Linked DNA regions of Mus musculus: region 1 is linked to region 2. A link is a loop called in an ENCODE intact Hi-C map of the cell type or tissue named here. Cell type or tissue: left cerebral cortex. All regions are shown on one strand.

Region 1 (5,000 bases), 160 kb after region 2:
CAGATGCAAGAAAAGGCTATCAGATCCCCTAGATCTGGAGTTACAGTCAGTTGTAAGGTACCATGTAGATGCTGGAAAGTGAATCCAGGTCCTCTAGAACAGTCAGTGCTCTTACCCACTGAGCCATCTCTCCATCACTTTCCTAAATTTTCACAATGAAGAGGTATATGCCTAATTTGAGTGTGTGTGTGTGTGTGTGTGTGTGTGTGTGTGTGTGCATGCGGGAATCAAACTCAAGCATTTGGTGAAGTGACACCATAACCAAGAAAACTCATAAAATGAAGCATTTAATTGGGGATTACTTACAGTGTCATAGGCTTAGTCCGTGACCATCATACACTTGCTGCAGGGAGCAGGGCAGCAGACAGGCAGGCATGGAACTGGAGCAGTAACTGAGACCCTATATTCAGATCCACAGGCAGCAGGCAGAGAGTGAGCCAGATTGGACAAGGTGTGGGTTTTTGAAACCTCAAAGCCCCTCCTACTCCCAGTGACACACCATCTCCAAAAAGGCCATTACCCCTAATCCTTCCCAAACAGTTCCACCAAGTGGGGATCAAATATACGAACATCTGAGCCTATGGAGGACATTCTCATTCGAATCACCACAGGAAGGAAGTACCCCACACTGAAAGACACCCCAGACCATATGTGGTGGTTCAAATATGCTTGGCCCAGGGAGTGGCACTATTTGGAAGTGTGGCCTTATTGGAATAGGTGTGGCCTTGCTGGAGAAAGCATCTTACTGTGGGGGTGAGCAATGAGACCCTCCTCCTACTCATGTGGGAGCCAGTCTTCTCCTAGCAGCCTTCAGTTGAAGATGTAGAACTTTTGGCCCCTCCTACACCATGCCTGCCTAGATGCTGCCATGCTCCCACCTTGAAGATAAGGGACTAAGCCTCTAAACCTATAAGCCAGCCCCAATTAAATGTTATGCTTACAAGAGTTGCATTGGTCATGGTGTCTGTTCATAGCTGTAAAACCCTAACTAAGACGGTATAGTAAAAAGAAATCTTATTTATAGACATTATGTTTTCAGGCCAATTATAGATCCTCAAACTTTTTTTTTTTCTGGTGGGAGAAAAAAAATAATTCTATGCTTAAAGTATATAAATTAGGGGCTGGAGAGATGGCTCTGCGGTTAAGAGCACTGACTGCTCTTCCAGAGGTCCTGAGTTCAAATCCCAGGAACCACATGGTGGCTCACAACCACCCGTAATGAAATCTGATGCCCTCTTCTGGTGTGTCTGAAGACAGCTACAGTGTACTTACATATAATAATAAATAAATCATTTATTTAAAAAGTATAAAAATTAGCTGAGAAATTAGCTAAGCATGTTCATGCTTTTAATCCCAGCTCTCAGGAGGCACAGGTAGCCAGATTTCTGTGAGTTCAGGGCTACATAGTGAGACTGTCTCAAAAAAAAAAAAAAAAAAAAAAAAGGAAAAGAAGAAAGGATAATATTAAAGATAGGTTAATTTAAAAGATAGGTTTTTAGAGTTGAACTAAATGATTATTCATTTTAATGTATACAAGAAGACTCATTCATGAGTTAGCCTCTGCTCCCTTTCTTATTTGTTGCCCCAAATGCAAGCTGTGTAGCTGACACGTGACTTCACAGTTGGTGGCACTTGGAAAAATAAGCCAAGCCTGCTGAGCGATCCAGGCATGACAGCTTCAAGCTGTAAACCATGTATATCCCAGACACAAGAGAACCAGGGCTGCCTCAGGCTCTGAGCTTGCTGACTGAGAGGCCCTCAAGGGTGGTGGGCAGGGAGGGGACTCATGGGTTGAGGCTGCGGGCATCACTAATGCAGCGGCTGGCGTATCCCCAGAAGCGGGGGCAGGGCAGGCACCAAGACTAAGCTGGCCTGGAAACTGGCCCACCAGATGGAAAGCGCGCGTCACACCGCGCCTCTCCCGGACTAAAGGCTCTTTATTCACAAGACAGCCTGGCACTAGGAACACCGTATTCATTTTCTTGTAGCTGCCCCGTCACACGTGCCAAGAGAGAATTCATGTCTCACAGCACGCAGACTGCCATGTCTTCGTGTTTAATTTTCTTCCAAATTCCCTCGCCTCCTGTATCTGGACAGCCAGGAGAGCCCCTGGAGGCGATGCTTTAAGAACGTGCACTTGACAGAGAGACACATTTCCCCTTCGCGTATGAAGGTAGAGTGCTTTGCGTCCTTCCTCTTCAAAGCGGAGATCCATTTCTACAGTGTGCTGTGCCAGCAAAAGCCGCGCTTTTAATACAACGAAATCCCTCCCTCCCCCCCAAAAGCACTCTGAGCTCTGGAAAAAGGAATGATTCTACCACCAGTGAGCCACACAGGCACCGTGTGTTTCACACAGAAGGCTCCAAGGCCTGCAGCACAAATACCACCTCCTTGAGCGTTTCCAGTTAAGGACTCGAACAACTCGAACCCTACGGGCCTCAGCTGCAAAAAAAAAAAAAAAAAAAAAAAAGCAACTGTCTGGGCTGGAGATACAGTTCACCAGTTAGGATGCTTTGCTGTTCTTGTAGTTCTGGGTTTGGGTCCCTGGCATCCACATCTGTAACACACAGCCAATGAACACAAGCACGCACGGAGCCCAGACACAGAGGAACACGTACGTACACAAACAAAAGAATTATTAAAATGACCAACAACATGTGGATGAACAGTGAGAAGATTTCAAGCAGAATAATTTGCATGTAGCTCACAGCTGCTACGTGCAGTACGGTCTGCGGGAAGCCCGGTCCATCCCAGGCAGTGGAACCTCCTGGTGGTGGAGTTTAGAGGGAGAAAGTTAGGTCGTTGAGGGGCGGGCCTTTGAAGGGGATGTTGAGACACTCCTGCACCTCCCCCACTCTCTCCTCAGCTGCCAGAAGGTGAACAGGCCTCCTCTGTGTTACCGGCTAGAGGTCTCGATCAGGTTCATTTTCTATACCAGTTAAAAAACTAGCCGGAAGGAAAAGTGTTAGCGTTTTGTCTAAGCTCCGCCCCACAGTTATCTGGCAACAGCCAGGTGTGCCTGACTCACTATAAAAGGGGCTGCTTGCCCTCTCCTCTCTTTCTTGCTCATGTCTTCTTGCTCCCACTCTGTCCTTTCCCCTTTCCCCTCTCTCCATTCTCTTACCTACCCTTTCTCTCCACGTGCTCATGGCCCGCCTCTTCTCCTCTCCTCCCCTCCCTTCTCCTTCCTTCCTTCCTTCCTTCTCCTCTCCTCCCCTCTCCTCTTTTCTCTTCTCTCTCTCTCTCTCTCTCTCTCTCTCCCCCTCCCTCTCTCCCTCCCTCCCCTTCCCCTCCCTGTCTCTCTCCGTCTGTCTGTCTTTCTCTGTCTCTACTACCCTCTCAACTCCCCTCCCCATGCCCTGAATAAACTCTATACTATACCTTGGTGTGGCTGGTCCCTCAGGGGGAAGGGATGCCTCAGCATGGGTCTGCAGAGGCACCCCCTTCCCCCACACCTGACTACACCTCTCCAAAACATATTCCTTCTCTCTTTATCTTTTTATAAACACAATAGAAAGACCTCAAGTGCAGCAGGTAGCAATGGGGGAAACCTCGGGCACAGCAGAAAGAAGAGGCTCTGCAAAGCGGGGGTGGGGGGTGGGGGTGGGGGCTAGCTTGGGAAGCAGAAGTCCAGTGTCCCGGTGAGGGCTGTGCTTTTCAGGGTCTTCCCTCCCAATTTGGGGTTGGACAAAGACAGGGAGGCTGATAGGCCCACCAGTTTAGGGTAAACACATCCTGGTCTAGCCTTGGACTTGTCAGACCAGTCCACATGGTGGATGGGCAGGGGGCCCTACTAGCAGGGAAAAGCTCTCCAGGCCTTTGTTTGAATCTGCCAGGCTCTTGCCATAGGTCAGGAAGTTGAAGAAGGAGCCTGCCATATTGGAAGCCCACTGTTTTTATTAACTAGTCATGGCCTCTTTTCCTGTCTGTCTGTCTGTCAGGGAATCTGCCTAACTCCAGGGTCTTCAGCCTTCACACATGTCCAAAACCAGCAAAGCCAATCGACTATGAACTGAATCCCTAAAACCACAGGCCCAAATTATCTTTTTTAAGTTCTTTAACCCATGCATTTTTTTGTCACAGCAACAGGAAGTTAACACGCTATTCCCAAAGAGTTAGGTGAACATAAGAAATACTTTTACTTACTTCATTTTAAATTTTTTGATAAAATTTGTAAACCCATAATTTTTAAAAGCCTGGCACACCCCTAAATACAAGAAAAGAGACTGAAAACTTAATGCACAACATAATCAGGTTTCTCAAAATACAAAGAGAAGATGTGAAACATCCCCCCCCACCCCCCCCATGAGAGTTCAAGCCCGCAGGAGCATTCACAACCACAGACTTTCCAAAGACAAAATGTAAGCAAGCAGGGAAGGGACAGCAGCTCAAGCAGCGAAGGGTTACACTGTCAACGCAGGAGTCAACGCTGAGAGCAAGTGTTGTTCAGGAACCAAGGGGTGAGCCTGCTCTGGTGGCACAGGTATGTGACCCCAGTGGACAGGAGGGTGACCCCAGCGGACAGGAGGACCAGGTGTTCCAGACCAGCCTGGGCTATACAGTGAGTCTTCTCTGGAAAGCAAGGACTGAGGCTGGTTGGAGTTCATTGAGAGTATTTGCCCAGCCCCAAACTGGATCCTCCGGCACTCTAAGAAACAGAATAACAAAAGAACAAAGGTAGGACTTCCTGTTTCGGGTCACCACTCTTTACTAACAAGTAGTGGGGAAAGTAGTTTCTTTTGTATCCACTTCAATGGAGGTTGCAAGGCAAGTGAGTATGGGAGAGGGCAGACACAGCACACAGGAGCTAAGGCTCGTCATCACATTGGAATGGCCACCTGTAAGGAAACCAGACAGTCACTGGCTTTCTGGAATGTGTCACTGTGGGTGAGTTGAGAATGGCAGCTTTGTGGACCCACACTTGAAGCCATCTCCCTGCTGGGACACTGTAGTGTCTCATTGTAAATCTCAGAAGGGGGAAAAATCCTCAAGCAGAAAAG
Region 2 (5,000 bases):
CCTTCCGATGAGGATCCGTTGCAACACAAGAATCTTTCCATCTGTGCCACTTTCTCCTTAAACCATGTTCTGTGGCCGCATCTTTCCAAGCCATAACATTTATTTTTTGAGACAGGCTCTCACTGTGTAGCCAAAGCTGATTTCCAATCCCCTGGCTTCAGTCTCTCAGATGGATGCTAGGAATACAGGCACCGTGGTGACCTCACATGTCAAAACATTATTTTGTGGCATACAACCATAGACAACTCTATTTTATTCTATTTTATGGTCACTCCATGGCTTATCCAACCTGATTGTCACTGTTACTGTCTCTTTTCATCATGTCTTCTAAAAATGATGGAGCTAACTTCTAGTAGCTGACTGTGCACGTCTTTAGCTGATTAAAGAATTTCTTTAAAAAAAAAAAGATGTATTTATTTATTTATGTAATGTATGTGAGTACACTGTAGCTGTCTTCAGACACACCAGAAGAGGGCATCGGATCCCGTTACAGATGGTTGTGAGCCACCATGTGGTTGTTGAGAATTGAACTCAGGATCTCTGGAAGAGCAGTCAGTGCTCTTAACCACCGAGCTATCTCTCCAGCCTCAATAATTAATTTCTAAAAAGCCGATTCTTGACTCGGTGGCTGGTGGTCCTTGCTCCTATACTCAGATCTAGTGGGATCGTTTCTTGGAGTAACTTAGGGCTGGTTTGTGTGGCCGACATGTCACAGCAGAGGTGACTCAAGAAGCCCCGGGAGGCACCCATGTGAATGCATAGCAGGACCAACTTATCCTAAGCAAGATTCACCTGGAAGGCAGAACCCCAGCCCAACACCATCTGGACTGCAGCCTCTGTGAGACCCCAGCCAATCCTGAGGGAATGTGTGTTCCCTCGGTTCCCTTCTGCCCTGGGGCTGCAGGTGGTGACAGAATGCCAGCCATCACAGCATCCTGTGAAGGACTCAAAGAGACAGGCTGGGTGGGGAGTCGGGGGTCGGGTGGAGTTCTGCCTCTGCCAGCCCGCAGCTCTACCCAGGTAGCTGAGGGGAAGGATCAGATGCAGATGGGAGACTGTGCAGTTATACTCTGCACGAGCCCTTCTTCTCCCCGGGAGACGCTTGAGGCAGAGCGTGGACTAGCTGCTGTATTTGGTTGTTTTGTATTTGGTTGTTTTGCAACATGTGCATTCCTGGTGCCTTTAGATCCCAAGAGGAGGCATTGGATGCCCTGGAACTAGAGTTAGAGATGGTTTGTAAGCAGACATGTGGGTGCTGGGGATTGAACCTGGGTCTTCTGGAAGAGCAGCCAGTGCTTTTAACCCGAGTTACCTCTCAGCCCCCACTAGCTGTTCTTAAATCTGCTGTAGCTCCTCTTTCTCCTCTTTCTCTACCTCCTTCTCCTCTTCCTCTTCTCCCCCTCCCCCATCCCTTTCCTTGGTTTGGTACTAGGGATCGAACAGAGGGTCAGATACATGCTAGACAAGGGCCACCCTTATGTTGAGGCAGTTCTCATCAGGTTGTCCAGGTTGCTCTTGAGCTCACAACTCTCCTGCTCTCTATGGAGAGGCTGGGATTCCAGGTGTTTGCCACAGGCCTGACTTTCACATCTCTTTGTGGTTTCTAAATCTAAAAACTTAGTTTTTCATCTTTTCTGTGTTGTTTTTTTCAAGTCTTTATATTATTGACATATCTTTTTCTGATACATGTTTTATAAATCTTTTTCCCCGTCCTGTACCCCAGCATCTCACCCCTCCCTTCCTAAGAGGCTGAGACCCACATCCCGCTTGCCTGTCTTCTCTGTTTCCTTTTTTTTTTTTTCTTTTTAAAGGTTTATTTATTCATTTAATGTATGAGAACACGGTTGCCGTCTTCAGACACACCAGAAGAGGGCATCAGATCCCATTATAGATGGTTGTGAGCCACCATGTGGTTGCTGGGAGTTGAACTCAGGACCTCTGAAAGAGCAGTCAGTGCTCTTAACCGCTAAGCCCATCTCTCCAGCCCTTCTCTCATTTTCTTAATGGTGGCTTCTGATAACCCAATTTCATGAAGTCCAGTTAACCACATTTCAGGGTTGCACTTTTCAGAGGCCTCTAATCCCCTGCTGGCCTTCAGGCTCCAAGGTACTGCAGTTCTTCCCGCTGAGCGCTTCACCAGACTTGACCAGCAGAGGGCGCTGAGACGCTGTGGGACGCCGGGCTCCTCTGTGCTCCTGGCTGGGACCTTTCCCAGGCCTTTCGTGCTCAGCGATGCTACAAATCTCTAGACCCTTTCATTTTCCCATAAACTAAAAGCTGGCAACAGCCCCAATCTGCTTATTTTGTTTCCCTGGTTCTGACCACTCTAGAGACCTCATTTCAGTAAAGCTACACACCGTGTGGTTCTCCTGGAACTGACTTCTTTTTCCCAACCCCCACAGTGTCCACATAGCATGTCAGAGTCTGGACTTCCTTCCTTTTCAGGGTTGAATAGAATGTGGATAGACAAGTAAGTCGCTTACCTCGTCATCTGCTGATGGCCAAGTGAGTTCTACCCATGTCTTGATTATGTCATGCACAGGGGCAGATACAACATGCTACCCAGTGAGTGAAGAGATGATGGGGGGTGGGGGTGGGGGGAGGGTAAGGGTCACCCCCTGGCACCTGCTCAGTGTTAGGACAGAGTGAAGCTCAGAATGACCGGAAATGGAGCCCTCCAGAGCCTGCATACGTGCTTAGAAGTTTGCTGGTGCTAGGCTGGGGTGACATTGACTGTGACTTTAGTGGTCCTCACTCCCGCCCCACCTCTCAAATGTCTCTCCACTCTCAGTTCTCCCATAAACATTCCCATATAGAAGTACTCACTCTGGGATCTGGAGACTAAGGCTCAGTCAGACCCTGGGCTGGGATGCTGACGATACCAGTTCCCATACCTGGCACCCTGTCCACCCTGTAGGCTGTAGTCCAACATTTGGGCCTCCCACACACAGCCCCATTTTCCTGTGGAGCTGTTCCTGTCACTGGCTGCCATTCTGTTGGCACCTAGAGGGCTTGCCTGCCACCCAAACAGCAGATGGCCAGGAAAAGAGAGCTGGTGCACACATCACCCAGAGGAAAAACGCATGCAATGGGCAGACCGTGTGGTCAGAGAGGCGTGCGGCTGACACATGGCTTCTTGTTAGGTGATGCCCTGTGCCAGCTGGGACGATCATTGTGTGGGCAGCGTGGCCTTTGAAGGTTGGTAGCTCATGACCCCTCGGGCCCCGGGCTACAGCGGGGGCTGTGTAGGATTTTTAATTTTCCTTGTCTCTTTGTTTCCCAGCCTCACAGGAGTCCTAAAGATGCCGTCTAGATCCAGCCCTTTCTAGTTCTGGTCATAGCTGTGTGACTTGGTCAGATGCTCAGTTGGCATCTTATATGTGCCAGGCCCCAGGGCAGGCACTGCATACATTTTGCCATTCAGGGCCCAGTGTGACTGTGAGTACCACAAAAAGTGAAGCACCAGTTCTTAATAAGACATTTCTTCCTGAGCATTAAAAACCACGCTGAGGTTCAGGAAAGGCTGGGGGTGGGAATAGCACACCCTTAGGAACTCACTTTCCTCTCTTCCTCCTTGGCTAGTCTCAGGAGATAACCCCACTTCCTGCCCCCACAGAGATGCTTGTGTTCCAGACATCTAGCTTTCAGCTCAGCCAGCAACAAGGAATGAGAAAAAGAAAGGCACTCCCCCACACACACATACTCTTGGAGCTTTCTGGAACTTTCTAGATGCCCTTACTTACATCCAATGGCCAGACTGGCCTTGGGCAGCTCTACCTAGCTACAAGAGAATTTGGGAGATGGCAGTTTCTATTGCAGTTGTTTTCAACCAAAAGTTGAGGTTTTTTTGGGTCTCAGGAAGGATGAAATGGCCATTGAGCCACCTCTATGACACAGACCTGTATTTTATTTAGCCAGTTCTAGTAACGTCTGAACCTTACACAGTATAGCCCAATTATACAGCCTGAAATTCAGTGGTCTATTGTGAAACTGTCTTCTTGTTCCTGAGGTCCCCAGTGTGACCAGAGGCTATGGAGGCCAGTGGTTCACTAAGTGGGCCCAGAAATACCATCACTGGGAGCAAGTTCAAAATGTCTTCTGCCTTAGAACTTCAGATCTGGAGAGCTCCTTTTGTGCTCAGCAGTGGTCTGCAGGGGTTCCGCACCAACTGACACTTGAGTGCCCTGGTTTGTGCAAGGTCAAGCGAATCCATCCTTCTGCAGGTCTCTGACCCCATCACACTGTAGACACCCATTGCTTGTGCCATCTGCCTCAAGTGTCCCATTAAACAGCGCTCAGCCCAACAGACCTCCCCTCTCCTTTTTTTCCTCCTCCACTCCTCTTCCTTCCACTCCCTTATCTCTTTTTCCCTTCTTTTTTCTTTTTGCAGTATTGGGGACCCAGGGCCTCCTGAATACTAAACAAGCATTCTCTGCTGAAACACACCCCAAGGCCCTCACTGGGTGATTCTTGGCAGGTGCTCCTCACTGGGTGCGGTGCTAGGCAGATGCCCTAATGCCAAGGCAACCCAACCCCTCACTACCAGGGGTGGGGGCTTTTAATCAGGTGCTCTACCACTGAGCCATGCCCCCACCTCTTCCTTTTTCTCTAATAGACAAGTTGCAGTAGAATTCTCGTGGCACACGGTCCGCCCACGCAGAGCGTCCATCTTGATGGTTTTCGGTGTTCTCACTGAGCCTTGCCTGTCACCAGTTGCAGGATGTGTTCGGCATCCTCCGTTTCAACTTCATTTTTGGAATAGCCATATCAAGTGACTGTTTGGATTCTAAAATGACTCCACCTGCTCAGCCCCCAACTCTCCCAGGCAAGCACGCTTATTTTTGAATTCAGGTCTGTTTCTTCCCGGAGTGTCTCTGTGCAAATGTGTGAGTCAAACACACAGAGAAATGTTCTTTCCATGTGCACGGATGAACGGAAGGCCTTGCTCACACTCCTGAATTTTTGCATCCTTCCTGAGGGCTTCTACCTGTTTTTCAGGG

What was found. Hi-C counts contacts between places; a loop is a spot of excess contacts. Peaks named below come from ENCODE experiments on the same cell type or tissue, not always from the same donor. Only the 100,000 strongest peaks of a DNase experiment are listed, where the experiment ranks them.
Region 1: a loop joins it to region 2, with 5 times the contacts of the local background. A loop is called at or near these places in 2 of 42 quality-filtered maps.

The regions. Positions count from the first base shown.
Region 1 is chr13:49,013,350-49,018,349 of GRCm38, reverse strand. No RefSeq gene overlaps it. Among named protein-coding and RNA genes, the nearest start is that of Fam120aos, 48 kb to the right of the region's middle. In left cerebral cortex, CTCF peaks have their summits at 1,672 and 2,776; DNase peaks (open chromatin) are centred at 1,835 and 2,721; H3K4me3 peaks cover 702 bases; H3K27ac peaks cover 1,563 bases.
Region 2 is chr13:49,170,552-49,175,551 of GRCm38, reverse strand. The region is part of intron 1 of Gm40943 (a long non-coding RNA gene); the gene reads left to right. Among named protein-coding and RNA genes, the nearest start is that of Gm40942, 9.4 kb to the right of the region's middle. In left cerebral cortex, CTCF peaks have their summits at 1,946 and 2,145 (motif pointing right); DNase peaks (open chromatin) are centred at 2,157, 2,990, 3,641 and 4,776; H3K27ac peaks cover 2,064 bases.